Linked DNA regions of Homo sapiens: region 2 is linked to region 1. Evidence: chromatin loops called from intact Hi-C (ENCODE). Cell type or tissue: gastrocnemius medialis. All regions are shown on one strand. Links, peaks and the distances in the headings refer to the core of each region. The heading gives the core; the rest is flanking DNA. Region 1 has its middle 45 kb from the start of MYOT. Region 2 overlaps KLHL3 (kelch like family member 3).

What was found. A loop is a pair of places that touch in the nucleus more often than their neighbours do. Peaks named below come from ENCODE experiments on the same cell type or tissue, not always from the same donor. Only the 100,000 strongest peaks of a DNase experiment are listed, where the experiment ranks them.
Region 2: a loop joins it to region 1, with 5 times the contacts of the local background. A loop is called at or near these places in 9 of 110 quality-filtered maps.

The regions. Positions count from the first base shown.
Region 1 is chr5:137,817,627-137,827,953 of GRCh38, forward strand. No RefSeq gene overlaps it. Among named protein-coding and RNA genes, the nearest start is that of MYOT, 45 kb to the right of the region's middle. In gastrocnemius medialis, for the core only: a CTCF peak has its summit at 4,721 (motif pointing left); no DNase peak of the experiment used is centred there; H3K27ac peaks cover 2,850 bases.
Region 2 is chr5:137,655,704-137,664,808 of GRCh38, forward strand. KLHL3 (kelch like family member 3) reads right to left here. Exons shown (of 15, transcript NM_017415.3): 7 at 6,212-6,328; 8 at 2,428-2,577. Among named protein-coding and RNA genes, the nearest start is that of MIR874, 13 kb to the left of the region's middle. In gastrocnemius medialis, for the core only: CTCF peaks have their summits at 4,807 (motif pointing right) and 5,010; a DNase peak (open chromatin) is centred at 4,818.

The sequences.
Region 1 (10,327 bases), core at 984-8,983:
CAAAAACTTTTTTAAAAAACCTGAGAATCCAAAGTGCCTGTCTATGAGGCAGTTGTGCTGCAAGGAGTCAAGAGATGTGGAGTCTAGCTTCTGCTTTGGGCAAATTACCTATCCTTCCTAAGCCCCTGCTTCATTCAATCAATAAATATTTAATAAATGTCTACTATGTGCTTAAATACTATAGTGAGCAAGACTGATATAATCCCTGCCCTCATGGAGTTTACAGTCTAACAGAGATAATACTTTAAAAGAACTGTGATAAGGCCAGCCGTGGTGGTTCATGCCTGTAATCCCAGCAGTTTGGGAGGCTGAGGCAGGCGGATCACCTGAGGTCAGGAGTTCAAGACCAGCCTGGCCAACATGGTAAAACCCCATCTCTACTAAAAATACAAAAAAAAAAAAAATTAGCTGGGCGTGGCAGTGGCCACCTGTAATCCCAGCTACTCTGGAGGCTGAGGCAGGAGAATCACTTGAACCCAGAAGGCAGAGGTTGTGGTAAGCTGAGATCACACCATTGCACTCCAGCCTGGGTAACGAGTGAAACTCCGTCTCAAAAAAAAAAAAAAGAACTGTGACAAGTGCTGTAACAGAGAAAATATAACATGATGAAGGAGGAATTAACCTACTCAGGGGACAATGGAGACAGGAAGTAGATAAGAAAAACTTCTTGGAAGAAATAATTTTTAAACTGAGATCCAAAGGATTAGGACTTAGCCAGGCAGAAATTAGGCTAGTTTTCTCTTAGTTGCTTTGTAATTCTGTGATTCTATGTTCCAATCTTTGTTATGTTACTGAATCAGAATCCAAAGGAACATCACTTATCAGGCCCCTCCATTCATTAACTTAATCCTAAAAACACTCTTGTAAGTAAGTAATGCTATTCCAATTTACAAATTTTAAAACTGTTAATTAAGCAAGTTGCCTGAGGTCACACAGTGGTAAATTCTGATCTGTCTGGCTTCAGATTCCATCCTCTTTCATTCATTGTTCAACTATCATTTACTGAGTACCCGCCAAGTTATCTGCCTGACACTGGGGATAAAGAGAACAGTAAGATTGGATCCCTGCTCTTGACGAATGCACTTTCTGAGGGGGCAGTGTCAGTAATCCAGACAATTACAACATGGTTAGGTATTTAGAAAGAGGCAGAGTAGGACTATGGCTTTTCATCAGAATCTAATTCCCTAGCTTCTCCAAGAAACCAAGGAGCTAGGTACATGATCACTGAGAAAGACTACCCAGATTGGTAAATTTGCAAAGCTATAGCTGAAGTCCAGCATCCCTGACTGGCCTTGACCAACAGTTCTGTCTGCTATCTACCATACAATTAAGCCAGTCTCTTTAGGTGAGGATCTTCCAGAGGAATGGGTATCCAGATGGCATGCATTCATCTTATTATACAGAATAAACAGGCTTTCAGCCTTCCCAAACTGATGAGGAACTTCAACATTCACCTCATGGACTCTTAGAAAGACATATATAAGCTAATCATGCCTGCCATAACCTTGGAACATTTCATGGACATTTTCAGATAAAGCCCCTCCTCACCCATATGGCTTCAAAAAATGCCCTCTGTCTCTGATTAAAGGGACTTGAGAGAAGTATGAAACCAGGATTTCCGAGTTGTTCCTGGAAGAGCTTCAGCCAGGAGCTTTCAGTAGCAGATGTTAAATCTGATTTTAGAGCCTAACGAAAATGCTGGGCTTCTAGCTTCGTGGAATGAGTCTGAGGTATAGTTTCTAAGTCAATAACTCAGTGGAAACTTGACCTATGGTATTATGTGAAGGTTCCTCAATTCTTCTATAAGCAACTAGTGGGAAACAGCTCATATGCTTAAGCATCCTTCTGAGAGGCCACGAGGAGCATCCACTTACTCATACATTTAGAGCTATAACAAAACTGCCTCCGGTGTTGGAGGGATGGGGACTATCAATGTCTCTGGAAGCCGGGAGTCCAGGGACTCTCATCCCAACTCTTCCATGGTCTCACTGTGCTGCCCTAAGCATGCCACTTAAACCCTCTGTGTCTCAGCTCTGCCACACTGTCCCTCCAGTCCTTGGGTCCCCTCAGTGCATGTATACAAAGTCTATTCCTGTTGCCCAGCCTTTCTCTAATTCTACATATACCACTCTGCTTCCTGGCTACAAACTTGTTGCTAACAAAACTGTGAGCATCTCACCAGAAGATTCAGGACTTTATATCTTTTGACTCTTTCTAAGTGTCCACCAAGGGGCCAAATCTACTTGCTGAGTAAAGAAAAGATTCCCTGAGACTTCCTATTGGTGAGAGAAGATTCAACCTTTAAAAATTACTCAAATTTCCCAACTCCTAATACATAAAAGGACTGAGAATCCCTTTGTCCTATTCACCTTGCTGGAATGAGGAAATAAAAGATTAATATACAAGAAAGAAAAAGAAAGTATCTATTACTTATCTTCTCATGACTTCACATACATACAGTATGTTTTCTTACAAAGTTCTAAACAGCATCACCGTTTACAATTACTAAGACCTCCATAAAAATTCATCAAGTAGATATACCATGTTTTACTAACCATTCCTTGGTCAGATGTTTAGAGTGCCTTAAAACTTTTCCAAATTATAATATAAATAACACTGTGATGAACATCTTTATCCATAAAACTGTGACTGTATTTTGGATTATTTCCTGAGGTTAGATATCCAAAAGTGGATCTGCCAGATCATTGGTAATGAACATTTTTATTATGCCTCATATGTATTATAAATTTTATGATTAATTCTTAAATATATTTCAGCCACAAGACATAATTCTATTGCTAAAATATGGGATCGTCTTAGTCCAAACGTTTTGTTAAGTAGGCAGGATAGTATAAAAGAAAACAGCCTCTAGAATCACACTGTCTGGGTTCAAATCCCAGTTCTATCATTTGGTAGATGAATGGACTTAAACAAGTTACTAAATTCTCCTAAGACAATATACATAAAGCACAGGGTCTGGCATATAGAAAGGGGTCAATAAATGTTAACCATTATTATTGCCTTTAGATTACAAAAAAAAAAGATAGATCCGTATTTTAAAAAGCCAAGAATATCTTCAAATAATGGAGTAAGAATAAACATAAAACAAAAGACAAAATAATACTCCCGTACTTACATCATAAGCAGGCTCGTTTATGGTAAATACTATTTACATCACTGTGGTTATTAGTTACATATAAATACCACTTTATTGAGTGTCTGCTGTCTTTAAAACCTTTACATACACTGTCTCATTTAATCCTCATAACAACCCTCTATGGTGATGATAATAATACCAAAAACAACAGCAAATGTTTACCAAGTGCTTATTATATGTCATGCATAGTTCTAGGAAACAACCTATTAATCATTATAAAATCCTATGAAGTAGGACTTTCCATTTAATTATTACCTTCATTATACAGACATAATTGAGTTACACAGAGGCTAAATAGCTTGTCAAAGGTTACATAGCTAACAAGGTAGGTCTTATTACTCCCATTTTATAAGAAAACTGGAACCTATGAAAATTGCCTGTAAAAGCAAGTAACTGGGGCAGGCTTTGAACCAGCATCTGTTGGACTCTCAAGTCCATATGCTTTTATTTCTGTTACTCTGCCACCTTATGTGGATTATCAATAGCAAATGGTTAAGGTTGGCTTCCCTCATTCTCACCTTCCTTTGCCATAAGCCAGAGTGTACTGAGAATAGTCTCGTTTGAACATTTGCCTCTGAGGAGAATATAAACAGGAAGGCAAGTCTGATGCAAAACTCCATATTCTGAAATGCATCCCTTAAAACAATGCACCAAGGATCCTCTCTCCCGAGGTGTCTGTCGCACTCCATCTAGCATACATATCTGAGAGTTTCTAAGGCTTGCCTTTCAGATACTTGGTGGTTCCTAATAAGGTGCCCTAATCAGTTTCTTAATCAAGGCAACACTTCAAAAGATTTTCAAATGAATGCTACAGACAGGTTTCCTATTTCCCTCTGTCTCAGAAGGCCCTCAAAATCCCCTCCACTGAAAGAAACAAAGCCGCTTCAAGCCTCCCAAAACATCTTGAAAATACTCACATTTTCAAAAGGACTGCACTCATAGGAAGAAACCTAAACTGAAGTCTTATTTCTCGAATGAACTAATTATTTAATATTGGACAAATTATCTCCCTTCTTTGTGCCTCTTCAAAAGTGGAGAAAGTGTCCTGAGATTCTAGTTTAAAAATGGGGCTCCTGGTAGGGCGCGGTGGCTCACGCCTGTAATCCCAGCACTTGGGGAGGCCGAGGCAGGCAGATCACAAGGTCAGGAGATCGAGACCATCCTGGCTAACATGGTGAAACCCCATCTCTACTAAAAATACAAAAAATTAGCCGGGTGTGGTGGCGGGCGCCTGTAGTCCCAGCTACTCGGGAGGCTGAGGCAGGAGAATGGCGTGAACCCGGGAGGCGGAGTTTACAGTGAGCCGAGATCGCGCCACTGGACTCCAGCCTGGGCGACAGAGTGAGACTCCGTCTCAAAAAAAAAAAGTGGGGGGGGGGGTCCTTTGAGGAATTATTTAATATTAACCAGGGGGATTTGGTGGAGTGAGAAATGTAGACAATGGTAAAGAAATAAATCCTCTTCACCTTTGTAGGATAGAGCAAAGCAGCATCCAAAGGCCTTTCCTATCTTCTCCTGGCTTTATCCTCCACTAAAGACGAGGGAAGATAGGATCCTGCTGCCACCTCGTGGCACTTTAGGCAGCACAAAAAGAAGGGCTTACTCAATAGGGTCATACAACCCAAATGCCCCTCAGGAAACCACATCCTCCTCCTCCTCCCTTACAATTAACTGCACAGAGCTTGACCATTCACAAAACACTTTCAACCCTATTATCTCATTTCACTCTTCCAACAACTATAGGATGGGGAAGGGGAAGGCGGGGGCGGGGGGCGGAGGGAGCAGAGGGGGCAGGGTGTCAGGACTGGCTGGAGGCATAACTCCAACTCTGTTGAAAAAGCCAAAGCTCAGAGAGACTATGTGACTTGCCTAAGGTCAAACAGTGAGTAGCTGACCGTACCTGAACCCACATCCCTTGATTCTAAATCAGGTGATTCATTATCTGCTGTATAGGGAAAAGGGTAAAACTGAGGTTTAGGTATGCTCCAGGTCTAGGAATTTGAGGGAAGGAGGCTTAAGAAGAGAAAAGGCTCAATTTCTTCTGCAGACACAACTGACTGGCCACAGGCCACAACCAGGCTGCTTGGAAAAAGGTCTACGCAGTCAACCTATCCACAGAAAAAGGTATGCAGATAGCCTGGGTTCCCGTCTTCCTTCTTGGTTTGCACATTCTCAGTTAACATCTCTAGGTATCTCCAGCTGCTCTCCCTCCCTCTACTTTCCAGCCCCAGCCTACCCATAGGACACAAGACTGATTTATGGCTAAGTGCTAAACACCAAACGGATCCCAGGCAAGGGAGCCACAACATCTAGAAATCAGCAAAAACTGCAGGGAGAGCTGCTATGTCCCTGGGTTAGAGCTCATAATATTTGTGGCTCAGCCCAGATTTTCCTGTAAGTTTTGGCAGAAAGCTCAGTTGGCTTGTCCCATATTGATGTCATGCACACTGAAACCCAGGAGGCAATGCTGGAGTTATGACTTACCAACTAGCATATAGGGATGGCCTAAGAATCTGAGAGTTTCCAATTTCTCCAAGGCAACCACAACTTCTTAAAGAATTGCAGCTGGGCACAGTGGCTCACACCTGTAATCCTAGCACTTTGGGAGGCCGAGGTGGAAGGATTGCTTGAGTCAAGAGTTCAAGACCAGCCTGGGCCACAGAGTGAGATTCCGTTTCTACAAAATAGAGAAAATTAGCCAGGTGTGGTGGCATACATCTGTAGTTCCAGCTACAGGGGAGGCTGAGAGTGGGGAGGATCACTTGAGCCCAGTAGGTCAAGGATGCAGTGAGCTGTGATCTCACCATTGCACTCGGCCTGGGCAACAGTGAGACCCTGTCTCAAAAATAAATAAATAAAAGAAATGCAAAGCCCAGGTGCCTAAACTTTCTACAACCACAGGTCTCCTTCCCTCTCTCCCTCCCTCCCTCCTTCCTTCCTTCCTTGTGAGTAGAGCATTCACTAAATGAGTGGAGTATTGTACGGGATAAAGATGACGAATAAGAAATAATTCCTTTGCGGAATCAGGATCTTGAAGAGATACCTGCATTCCTGTGTTCACTGCAGCATTATTCACAAGGACCAAGATACGGAAACGACTTACATGTCCATTGACAGATGAATGCATAAAGAAAATGTGGTATACATGTACAATGGAATATTATTCAGCCTTTAAAAAGAATAAAATCCTGCCATTTGTGACAATATGAATGAACCTGGAGAACATTATGCTAAGTGAAATAGGCCAAACATAGAAAGATAAATACTCTATGATGTCACTTATATGTGGAATCTAATATAGTTAAATTCATAGAATTCACCATGGGCTGAAGGAAGGAGGATATGAAAAGATGTTGGTCAAAAGGCAGAAACTTTCAGTTATGCAAGATGAATAAGTTCTGGAGAGTTAATGTATGGCATGGTGACTATCAGTAACAATGTTACACTATATACTTAAAATTTGTTGTTGATCCTAAGTATTCTCACACAAAAGGTATTCTCACACACACACAAAAGGTAACTATGATGGATATGTTAATTACCTTGATTGTGGTGATTATTTCACAATATGTATATCAAATCAAGTTGTATAATTTAAATATATATAAATTTTATTTTTTTTTCTTTTATTATCTTTTTTAAGAGACATAGTCTCACTCTGTTCACCCAGGCTGGAGTGCAGTGGCACAATAATAGCTCACTGCAGCCTCGAACTCCTGGGCTCAAGTGATCCTCCCACCTCTACCTCCTGAGTGGGTGGAACTACAGGCACACGTCACCATGCCTGGTTTATACAATTTTTCAAAAAAGAAATAATTCCTTTGATTAAAACTGTGTTGCCTAATGGTAAATGGGGAAATGGGAAAAAAACAAAAGTTATAAATGGATGTGAGATATAAACATTAAGTGCTTGGGGGTTAAGAGGGAAAAATAAGATTCCTTCTGGCTTGGGAGTTAGGGGACCAAAATGGATTTTAAAAAAGCTATTTCATGGATGTATAACATATAAAACCCTTCAGAAGTCTGGCCTTTACAAACCTTCCCTGCCTTCTCTCCTACTACTACCTTGCCCTCACCCTACCATATTCTGAACACAAGTTTTCTTTAGTAAGTTAAGGATTAAGAATATATGTTTTGCAATCAGATAGATCTTGGTTCCAATCCTACTTCTGCCATATTAGACAACCTTGAGTAACTTTCAGAACGTCCCCTCAAGCCTCAGTTTCCAGATCTGTAAAGTACATATTATAAAAACAGCTATTTAAAAAGGTGTTTGTGAGAGTCAAGTGAGAGAATGTATGCAAAGCTTTGTGCATGAACCACAGGAAAGACTTAGCAAATAGCAATTGACATTTTTCATTATCTCTGTGTCTCTGATGATGTTTTCTTTGCCCAATATTCTCTTTACATTCTCAGACTGTTCCACTCCTGTTTCTCCAACAGGCACCTTACAAAAGTCTTTCTTCTTGAGTGCTCTAGGACCTGCTAACTGTTCCCCCACTGAGTGCTCAGAACCTTTGTTCACACCTCCTTTACTGTATTTATATGATAACAACTTGTATTTGTTTGTAAGTCTGTCTTTCAGGAATGTGAGGCTCCAGAGAGCAAGAGCTAGGTCTTATTCATCTAGCACAGTATGTGACTCACGGTACCACTAGAGAAGTGATTGTTGAATAAATAAGATTGTATTTGAGCTAGGCCTTAAATAAATAGGAATTACAGCAAATCTCTGGATGGCCTTTTAAATATGAATGTTAACCTGTTAGTGTTATACATTAACCCATCAGAAATCTCTAGAATTAATTATCAAGGATTAGCCTTTAAGATGAGCTGACAGGCAGGACCAAAGTGAGTCAAAATTTCATTAGGGAAAGCTGGAGGTGGATGCATGGATGAATGAAAGGACCCTGGAGCCCAGGCAAGCAGCTCAGGAAACAGGTACAGGGCTTCCTTAGGTTAGCCAGGAGCACTTGGTGGTATGATGGTGAGGGAAGGGAATCACTTTAAGAGTAAATAAGAGATTCAAGGATAGACAAAAAAGTAAAATAAAAAGACCAGTATCACAAATTTTCCAGATGGTCCTAAGGGGAAAGCAACACACATGTAACACAGAAGGTCACTATGTAGTCTAAAAGGGTTAGTTTATTGATTATAGCTTTCTGCCTGCTCATCATGAAACTGTTCTCTTTATCTACAGAGAAGCAATCCTGCCTTTCATTACAACAGAAAAAGAGGTCTCCAGGTCCTGCTAGGGCACCTGAAAATTTCTCAGCCATTATTTCTTCAAATACTTTTCTGGTATCCCTGCCCTTCTCCAACTGGAGTTACATGTATATTAGATTATCTGATATTGTTCCACAGCTCACTGATGCCCTGTTCATTTTTTTCATCTTTTTTCTCTGTGCTTTGAGTACTTCCTATTATTATGCCTTCAAATGTACTAATTTTTTATTCTACTGTGTCTAGTCTGCTGTTAATCCCATCCAATGTACTTCTCATTTCAAATATTGTATTTTTCATCTCTAGAAATTTGACTTGGGTGTTTTTCTTATATCTTGCATTTCTCTCCTTGTTATGCTTGTGTTTTCCTCTACTTCTTGAACATGTAAAGCATTTTTATCATAGCTTTTTAATATCCTTGTCTCCTAATTTTATATATGTGTCATTTCTGTTTCTATTAATTAAATTGTATCTATGTTATGGGTTATATTATCTCATTTCTTTGCACATCCAGTAATTTTTCACTGGATGCCAGACATTACTTCTCTTTCTTCAAGAATCACAGTCCTATTATGCCTATTGTCCAATGTCTGAAAACCATTGTTTCATATATCTTGTTGGGTTTTTTAGTTAAGTTGAAAGGGTAAATTCTATTCCTGATATTCCATCATGGCAGTAAATGGAAGGCCTTGGAATCTCTAATAAATTACTGTACCTAGGCATTAAAAATCAGTGATTGCTAGGCCAGGAACGGTGGCTCATGCCTGTAATCCTAGCACTTTGGGAAGCCAAAGTGGGTGGATCACTTGAGGTCAGGAGTTCAAGACCAGCCTGGCCAACATGGTGAAACCCCATCTCTACTAAAAATACAAAAATCAGACAGGCATGGTGGCGCGCTCCTATAATCACAGCTACTTGGGAGGTTGAGGCAGGAGAATTGCTTAAACCTAGGAGGCGGAGGTTGCAGGTGAGCCAAGATCATGCCACTGCACTCCAGCAAAAAAGTGAGACCCTATTTCAAAAAATAATAATAATAATCAATGATTGCTACTATAAAATCACAAAAAGAAGAGATAACCAGACACTTTGTGCCTCCTGATAGAGAAACACAACCCAACATCACCTGTGAAGTTGTCTTTCAAAATAAAAAATCAAACCTGAATCTGATCAAGCCTCTAGATCCAACAATCAATTTATAGGAAATACAGAAGACAGAAGAGAAGAACATCTTAAACTACACCACAGGGATACAATCAACAAAATCAAAACTGCAGGAAACTCTACAGGACAAACAACTAGTTTTTTCAACAATCACAAGAATATAAAAATGCTGGAGGGAAAGCTATAGATTGAAAGAGACTAGAAGATACATCTATTGTAATGTGTGAACCTTATTTGGATCCTGATTCAAGCAAGCCAACTGCAAGAAAAAACTGTGACATTTAGGAGACAACTGGAAATCTGAACGCAGACTAGATCATTGATGGTATTTAGGAGTTATTACTAATTTTTAGGTGTGATTATGGTATTATATTTTTCACAAAAATCACCTCTTAGAGAAATATTTTGATTATATTATAGACAAAATATTTTGCTATTTGCTTCAAAATAATATGGTAGGGGGCAAGACAGTAGGGGTACAGATGAAATAAGATTGATCATGAATACATGATTGTAGGAACTAGGTGATATATATAGACATATAGATATACATATATTTGAAATTTTCTGTTATAAATAAGTTTTAAAAATTTAAAGAGTCATAAAATTGAGACATGGGTTCTAAAGCTGGCTCTAACATCATTTTCCTCCATGCCTATGGACTAATCACTTCTCTCTAGGCCTCAGTTTTCTCCATAAATTATGAAACATAAAACGCATTCCAATATTAATTACACTTTCCACCATATCCACTCATTAGCTATGTGACATGGGAAAGTTACTTAATCT
Region 2 (9,105 bases), core at 1,106-9,105, 160 kb before region 1:
CCAGGCACAGTGGCTCACACCTACAATCCCAGCATTTTGGGAGGCCAAGGTGGGTGGACTGCTTGAGCTCAGGAGTTCGAGACCAGCCTAGGCAATAGGCAAAAACCTGTCTCTACAAAAAAATTAAAAGAAAAAAAATTAGCTGGGTGTGTTGGCACACACCTGCAGTCCCAGCTACTTGGGAGGCTGAGGTGGGAGGATCACTTGAGCTTGGAAGATGGAAGCTGAAGTGAGCTGAGATCACTCCACTGCACTCCGGCCTGGGTAGAAGAACAAGACTCTGCCTCAAGAAAAAAAAAAAAAAAAAGGAATAAAAAATATTAATTAAAAAATACAGTCTAATAGAAAAATGAGCCAGGGACATGAACAGAGAATTCTCCAAAATAGAAATACAAATGCCGATAATCATATGAAATCAAGATTAATCTCACTCCCAATGAAAGAAATACGAACTCAAACAATATGCCACCTTTTAAAGGATACTTGACACAGAAATGTTTACATTACAAAAAAAAAAGGAAATTACTGCAAAGCCCATCAGTAGAGGACTGTCCATAATATGCACATAATAGTGCATAAATACAATTAAACACCATGTACCATTACAATTTAAATGCTGATTTCACCTATACTGATAATATTAAAAGCAGTCTGTACCACATGGCTGCATGGGGGGAAAAATAGTTCAATCTGTATAGCAATACACTGTACATTTGTATCTATCTGTGAAAAAGTGCAGAGAGACATGTCTGAAAGAAAATTTTCCAAATAATAGCAGATTTTTTATCCTAGGAGACATTTCAAGTGACTTTTATTTAATTTCAAAATTGTAGTATCCTTTTAATAATCCACAATAAGCACATATGTCTATAATTAAAGAAAGCTAAGTTATTTTCACTTTGAAAAATATGAAGAAGTTTCAATGCAATATTTCAACCAAACAAAACAAAAGGCATCAACCTGCAGTAAGACCAATGTCCAGCCAGACCAAGGCCTTGCCTTGCGGCTGTGCCTTCTTCTAACCTGCACTAGGCAACGTGAGGCCAACAGGCAAGTATGCACTCTCAGGTTTACAAAGGTGAAGCCAGGTGCAGGATGGTATGAGTTCAGAGAACAGGTTTGGAGAGTGATAAAGACTCAGTTCAAATGCTGGTTCTACCACATTAGCTGTGTTGACCTTGGGCAAGTAAATTAACTTCTCTGAAACTCAGTTTCCTCCTTTATAAAACTAGGATAACTATCTCTACCTTGTAGTGTTGTTGAAAAGATTAAGTAAGATATTCAAGTGATAACCTCAGCACTCAATAAAGGTTAGCTGCTTGTATTATTATCTGGGACACTGAGACATTTGTTCACATTGCAACCAATATATTCCCCATGATCCAAGGTCAAGGAGCAGAGGGGAAAGAAGGTCCTGCAAACCTCAGAGAATTCCAACACCTGGTCTTGGAAAACAACATGCCTCTAGCCACTGTGAAACCTTCCTGGAAGAAGCAGGCAGGGAGGATGGCAGCCAGCTGGAAAGAGGAGGAGGAGGACAAAGCAAGGGCCTAAATAATTTCCTGGTGCTGCCTACTGTGTCATCAATGAGACAACACGACCCACTCCTCTCCTCCCACCTTTCCTCCTGGGTTGACTGATTCCTTCCCCCAGACATCAGCATGTTAGACTCCTAAAACGACTACTTTGGTGCCACACCAGACAGGACTTTAGGGATCGAGTGGAGCATCCCTCATTCTATAGATAAGGAGCCTGAGGGTCAGAGAGGAAAGAAGACTCGCAGGGAACCAAAGCAGCCAGCACACACCATAAACTCTAGGTCTCTAGATCATGGGGTCCCCTCCTGTGTCTTCCTTCCCTTTCCCTGGCTGCTCCCTCACAAATTCTCATTTCTCCCATTTCCTTCCTCTGCTTCGTGACCTGTCAAACTCCTCAATTTGACAGGGTCCCTTTTCTTAGAACCCCTTTTCTTCTCTGGGGCAGCCCTAATTGTCCTTTATGTCCTTCCCTGAGTGGGGAAAAGAAACAGACTAGGACTATTCTGACTCAAAGAATGGCCTAGAAAGAGGACTACTATGGCCATCACTAAGTGAAACCAACATAGCCATTCCTCTGCTTCCAACAGAAATAGAGCACAAGCCATGGTGTGAAATGAGAAGTCAGGGTGGGGGTGAGAGGGAGCTCTGAGTTATTCTCAAACCTCCCTGATGACATTGGAGGTTACCTTGAAACTCTTAGGAAAGGAAGACCCCAGAAGAGAGAGGTACCAGCAGATTCAAGAGGAACCAGCAGACTCCATCTCCTAGGTTGTAAATGCAACCAAGATGCAGGGCAGCCATGGGTGAGGAAAGACTTGGAGGCAGGAGTGGAAGGCCACTTTCCCAGGGCACAGTCCTGACTCTTGGTGGTGATTGGGCTGGGGCTTACCTTGGGAAGGCTGACTGGAGTCCTGGGCTTGGTCCTTGGGTTCTTAATCAATAGTCTCTGATCCAGAGGGAGGAGATGGTATTTCATGGCCTCAATGAGGAAGTCTTTACAGGTGTTGTTATTCTTTATCAAAGCTTCTTCTTCAACCGTCTAGAGGTAATAATCCACAGATGATCCTGGAGCACAGCTCAGCCACATTTCCCAAGCTTTCACCCTGGGCTCAGTCATTCCTGCACTCCCACACTCATTCATTCCTTCACCACATCATCTCAGACCCAAAGAGTTACAACTTACTGCTCACCTCCTGCATTTTAAGAGCACAGTGGGATAAGGGATCAAGCTCTGGCATTAGACCAGATCCACTACTTAACGTCTCTGATCCTCAGTTTCCTCATCTGTAAAATGGGCATATTAAAGGTATCTACAACCTCACTAGTTTTGTTTGTTTTGAGGCTTAAATGAGTTTATGCAAAACAAAAGACAAGTAGCCATCCTGAAAGCCTCTAACCACATTTCTCCTGATTTGAATGCATTATAATGCTTAGGGCAAACAGACATCTGAGAGGAGGAGTGAGGGGAAAGAGGAAAGGGTGTGGGAGCCATCAGCCAACCTTTGGAGGCATTGAGTAAAATAAGCTTGTCAAGGAGAAAGATTCATATTCGTTGTCTTATAGTGAAGGTCTCAGGGCAGAAAATCGGCCAGTGAGGCTCCTTCTAACAGAGTAACAACATCAGAGCAGAAAAATTACCCTGCACAAAGTCCCACCTATTGACCTCACCTAGGACTCCATCTAAGCTGGGGCTCTGGCTTCTTTATCTCTTATTCCAGAGCTTAGGACCTAAGCAGGTGCTCAGCACATGTAAGCCTAAAGGTTTCATGAGCAAGACCAAGCATGAAGCCATTCTGGTGCTCTAACTCTCCAATCCCCACCTTTTGGCCCAGGTCAGATCACTGTGTGGCATATCTGGAATGGGTAATGTGGTCTTCTGGGGCTGCTTTGTGTTAGGAAAGATCAATTCCATTCAACAGCTAACACTGATTGAATGTCTCCTGGTTGGGCAGCCCTGTGCTGGTCCCCAGGAAGAAAATGATGAACAAGACAAAATTTCTGACCCTGAAGAATTCAAGTCCAGTCAGAGAATGAGAAGGGCCTCCCACCTCAATTATCTCAGCCCTCAAGTCAGTGATGCACAAGGCATGACTGAGCCTCTCCTGGGTCCCCATCTGTCACTAGGAATGAAAGCATGGCCAGGGCCATCATCTGCTGGGCAGCATTGGAGCTGGCAGGGAAAAAAGGATTGGCAAGAGAAGGCCTCTGTGTACCTCTGACCACCTCCCTCCCCAGAGACAGTCCCCAAGAACTGTTTTCCTTGGAAGGTTTTTTTTTCCCCTCCCAGTAAGGAACTGAGCCAGCTTGAGACAAATCATAAACTTCTAGGGTCAATTACAAAATAAAAAGGGTGGGAGAGGATGCCTGAAAAAGCTTGGAAGGAAGGAGAAATGCATGAGCAGCTATTTCTCCAGAAGAACTTACTCAGCTTGAATTAAAAGTTCTCCTGGAAAGTTAGTGCTTCATGGGTACAAGAGTTTCAACTTTGGGGGTGATGACAAAGTTTTGGAAATCTTTATAGTAATGGTTGTACTGAATTTGAATGTAATGAATGCCTCTAAATTGTACACTTAAAATGGTTAAAATAACAAAGTTTATGTAATAAACATTTTATCACAACATATTATACATTTAGTACAATATTTTTAAATGCTGAGTAAAAGCCTAATAAATGCTACCTTTTGTGAAAGAAAAAAAAACCTCCCCCAGAAGTCAGGCAGTGTTGGTGGAGGTCTGCCCAGGGCTTTCCCTTCCTTCTCCTCCTCCTCCTCCACCACCATCAGCCATCCCAGCAATTATACTCATTTGAAGTTTCAAAGTCAAATGAATGTAATGAAACATCCTATTCCAGAGGTGTTCACTCTGAGAGGCCTGATAAAAGGCCTTTCTGCAAAAAGGGCAAAGGGAGGAGTCCCACACAACAGTTCTCATGCCCATTGCCTCTGACCCCCTTCTTTTCCAGATCTAAATTCTGCTTTGGCATAATAACCCAGGAGCCATTTCCTAATGGTGACGTTTGTTAAGCTTCAGTTGTGGATGCCTGATGAAGTTTGTGACCAACGGTCTCTAAGGCCACTTTAGCTTTCTCTGGAACCCAGGTCCCCAGGTTGCCAACCCTCCCTGTGGAAGCGAGACTATACTGGAGTCCAGGTGCCTCCTCCACCTCCAGCCAGCTTCCCACAGGACAGTGGGAGGTTTGACTGACACTGGATGCTCAGGCAAGTTCACTTCCTCCGCTTAGGGGACCTTTTCTACAGGAAAGATATGCTGCCACCAGGTGGCAGTGGTATCACCCAAAGTAGCATGCATGCCCCATTTAAGAGCTTGCAAGCATATCCCTCAGCACCTGAGAAGGCTGAAGTACGGCGATTCAGGGAACATTTCACTGACCCCTCATATCTGCAATCTACAAGTGTTACCAGCAGACGAGTTTACAAGTGCTCGTGAGGATACTGTGTCACCTGCTACTAAGAATCACAGCAGTGGTCACAAAGACTACAGAGTAAGATCAGTAACATTCACTGAACACTGTATTATAGGCCTACATGGATTATCTCATTTTATTGTTTATCCCCAAACAATCCTATAAAGGCAAGTGCCATTTTTTCCCGGTAAGAAAACTGAGGTTTAAAAAGGTTAAGCATGTACCCAGTATTATATGGCTGGAAAGTAACAAGAGCTGGGCTGCTGGGCTGCTAGGCTGCTAAACCTCCTCTTTATCCTTGCATCATATCTTCCCTTCCTTCCAGAGACTCCTTGGAGACAGCTGAGGGCTAACCTGCTGTCTCGATGTTTTGTTTTGTTCATATATTTTAAGGTTTATTCTCTGCTTATAAAAGTGTCTAATGCCATTTACTGTATAAAATAAGTCACGTAATGGGTATGCAGAAAAGAGCGTATCAATGGTGGCAGCTAGCTTAGCGGAAGAACTATGCACTGCAGAGCCAGAATGACATGGATTTGAATCCTGAGCCTCTCTAAGGCTAGTGACCCCGATAAATCCCAACCTCCATAAGCCTCAAGGCCTACATGTGTAAAAAAAGGAGTTACAATCTTTGCCCCTCTGGGTTATTATAAGGATTAAACGAGAAAACATATGGCACCATAAGGAAACCCCATAATTCTTAATTTTTCTTTCCTTTTCAGAGGAAGTGGAAGTACTCTGTATTCTAGGCACCGTTTTTACAGTCTTGAATTTGGCTTCAAGTTGCCTAAAACTAAGACATAAAGGGAACATAGAAACATTGTGGACATGACCCTTCTTGCTTCAGTCCTCTTCAACAAAGACAGCTAACTTTCATGGAACATTTGTTACCCCAGGCTCCACACGAAGCAGCTGACTTGCATACTCTACTCCTTTAGTCCTCACAACAACCCTGCTGGGCTCTACTATAATATCTGTTCTATGGAAGAAAAACTGAGGCTTGAAGAGGTTAAATAAAAATCCAAAACTAATAAGCAGCAGAGCAGAGACTGAAACCTAAGTGTCCTATTTTCAAGCCTATGCTCTTAAACTTTACAACACCTAACACTTAACCCAGTGGGCTGGTTCCCTCAGCACATACAGAAGACCCACTAAACCCTCAACTACTCCATCCAACCAGGATTGCCCATTGCTATTCCTACAGGTCTGGGTGAACACAGAAGTGCTTGGCTCTTCATACAACACTCACTTGGACTAGGTAGTCCCTAGGTAAGAGAGGAAGTCGGACATGTTCCATCAGCTTTGCCATGTGCTCTAAACGGGTTTCTTTCTCATAATTGATCCATGAGATCACAGCTTCAAACACCTATAAAGAAAAGCAACATGGGCAACTTCAGTAAAGAGACAAAAGCTTTCAAACAACCCTCAATCTGTAAAAAAAAAAAAAAAAGAGAGAGAGAAAAAGTTATGAGTCATCCACAAAGGTGTTTAATTAATCTGAGACTCATATTTAAAATAAAAACAGAAAGGGTTTGTTTACTTGCTGGCCTCAGAGAGTGATCACACACACACTCTACACACACACACACACACACACACACACACACACACACACACACAAGGACAAACCTGCTATCCCAAATGTAGAATCATCATGGTTCATTCTAAAATAAAAACCAGTTCCAATAGTTTTTTAAGGGTAAAAATACAGAGCAGTAACTGTGAACCAAATTTATAGAGGCTGCTCAGGAAGATCAGACCCTGGGGGCAATGTCGTCATCTCCCCATGCCCCCGTTTCCTCACTTATGTCCCGTGTAAAGTTAATGTAGAATAAAAACAGTAAGAATGCCCTCTGCCCAAAGCTGGCTGTGATGGTCAATGTGACACTGAATGACAAGGAATGGCAAACATTTCTCCTTGAGGAGAGATTTCATTTCTATGCAAATCAAAACTGGAGGGCTTAGAACCAAAAAGGCAGACCTATACTTTGGATGTTCACTCTACTCAAGGATAAGTCCAAATTCAAACCCTGTGCCACCACATACACATAGGCAGATAAAATTCAACGTTGGAGGGGCAATGGGGAAACCAGCAGTGTCTGTAAAAATTTCATTAATAATGATTTTTAAGAGGGGAGGGAAGTATTGGCAATATCGATCAAAATTTTAAATGTGCATTCTCGTTGACTTTAAAAATACCACTTCTAGAGCTCTAGCTTATACTCACATCAGTGTAAGAGAACAGAATATGTGCTCCAATATCTTTGCTGCAGCATGGTTGTAAAGGGATAAAAAAATGAAACAACCTAAAGTCCACTAATAGAGAAATTATTAAAGGAGTATCCATACCATTAGATACAGTTATCCCTCAGTATCCTTGAGCACTCGTTCTTTTTTTTTTTTTTTTTTTTTTTTTGGTTCTTACTCTGTCGCATAGGCTGGAGTGCAGTGGCACGATCTTGGCTCACTGCAACCTCCACCTCCCGGGTTAAGTGATTCTCCCGTCTCAGCCTCCCTAGTAGCTGGGATTACAGGTGTACACCACTACACCCGGCTAATTTTTGTATTTTTAGTAGAGACGGGGTTTCACCATATTGGCCAGGCTGGTCTCAAACTCCTGACCTCAAGTGATCCGCCTGCCTTAGCCTCCCAAAGTGCTGGGATTACAAGCGTGAGCCACCAGCCCCAGCCCCAGGGCACTGGTTCTATGACCACCCACAGATACCAACATCTGCCAATGCTCAAGTCCCTTATATAAAATGGCATAGTATTTGCACATAACCTCCGCACATCCTCCCATATACTTTAAATCATCCTCCCATATACTTTAAATACTTTAAATATATATATTTAAAGTATGTTAATAATAAATATACTTTAAATAATTATATAAGATTGCTTATAATACCTAATATAATACCCATACATCACTTCATGCAAGTGGATATGATGTAGTACTTGGTGTTGCAGCAAATTCAAATTTTGCTTTTCGCAACTTTATGGAATTTTTTTCTTCTGAATATTTCCTTAGTTGAATCCCTGGATATGGAACTCACGGATACAGAGTGCCAACTCTATTTTCGCTATTAAAAAGAATAAAGCAAACATCTTATACGTGATTAAAGAAGACATGTCAAAAAGAGCCAGCTGGATGGGGCTTTCAATGCCAATATTTGGGACAATTTAAATATCAGTGAGAATAATGAAGAAATCACATCAGTGCTGCCTCTTTGAGGGGAAGGAGGGTCAGGGAATGGCTGAAAAAGGTTCAAAGGAAACCTTTTGTGGTTTAGGGTGGGCATTACATGGGCATATACATGTGTCAAAACTAACCAAATTGTGTATTTAATATCCATATACCTCAATATAAAATATTCTTAATTTTTTTTTAAAAATTATAATATGGCCAGGTATGGTGGCTCACACCTATAATCCCAACATTTTGGGAGGCCAAGGCAGGCAGATTGCTTGAGCCCAGGAGTTCAAGACCAGCCTGGGCAACATGGCAAAACCCTATCTCTACAAGATACAAAAATCAGCCAGGCATGGTGGTGCATGCCTATAGTCCCAGCTACTAGTGAGGTTGAGGTGGGAGAACTGCTTGAGCCTGGGAGGTCGAGCCTACAGTGTGCCATGAGTGTACCACTGTACTCCAATCTGGGAGACGAAGTGAGACCCTGTCTCAAAAAAAAAAATTAAAAAAAATAATTCATGCGCCCATATGGATACTAAAAAAGTGTAAGAAGGTCTCTTATATCCAAAAAAAAATGCCTGTAAAAGGAATGACGGAATTAGAAAAACACCATTTCTGCAATACCACCAATGTAATAACTGATTGAACAAAGATCACCAATGGATGCTAAAATCGAAAGTTGTTAAAGGCCAGGTGCAGTGGCTTACACTGGTAATCCCAGCCCTTTGGGAGGCCAAGGTGGGAGCCCAGGAGTTTGAGACCAGCCTGAGAAACTTAGCAAGACCCCATCTCTACTACAAAAAAAAAAAATCAGTCAGGCATGGTGGCACGTGTCTGTAGTCCCAGCTGCTTGAGAGGCTGAGGCAGGAGGATCACTTGGTCCCAGGAGGTGGAAGCTGCAGTGAGCTGTAACCATGCCACTGCACTCCAGCCCGGGCAACACAGCAAGA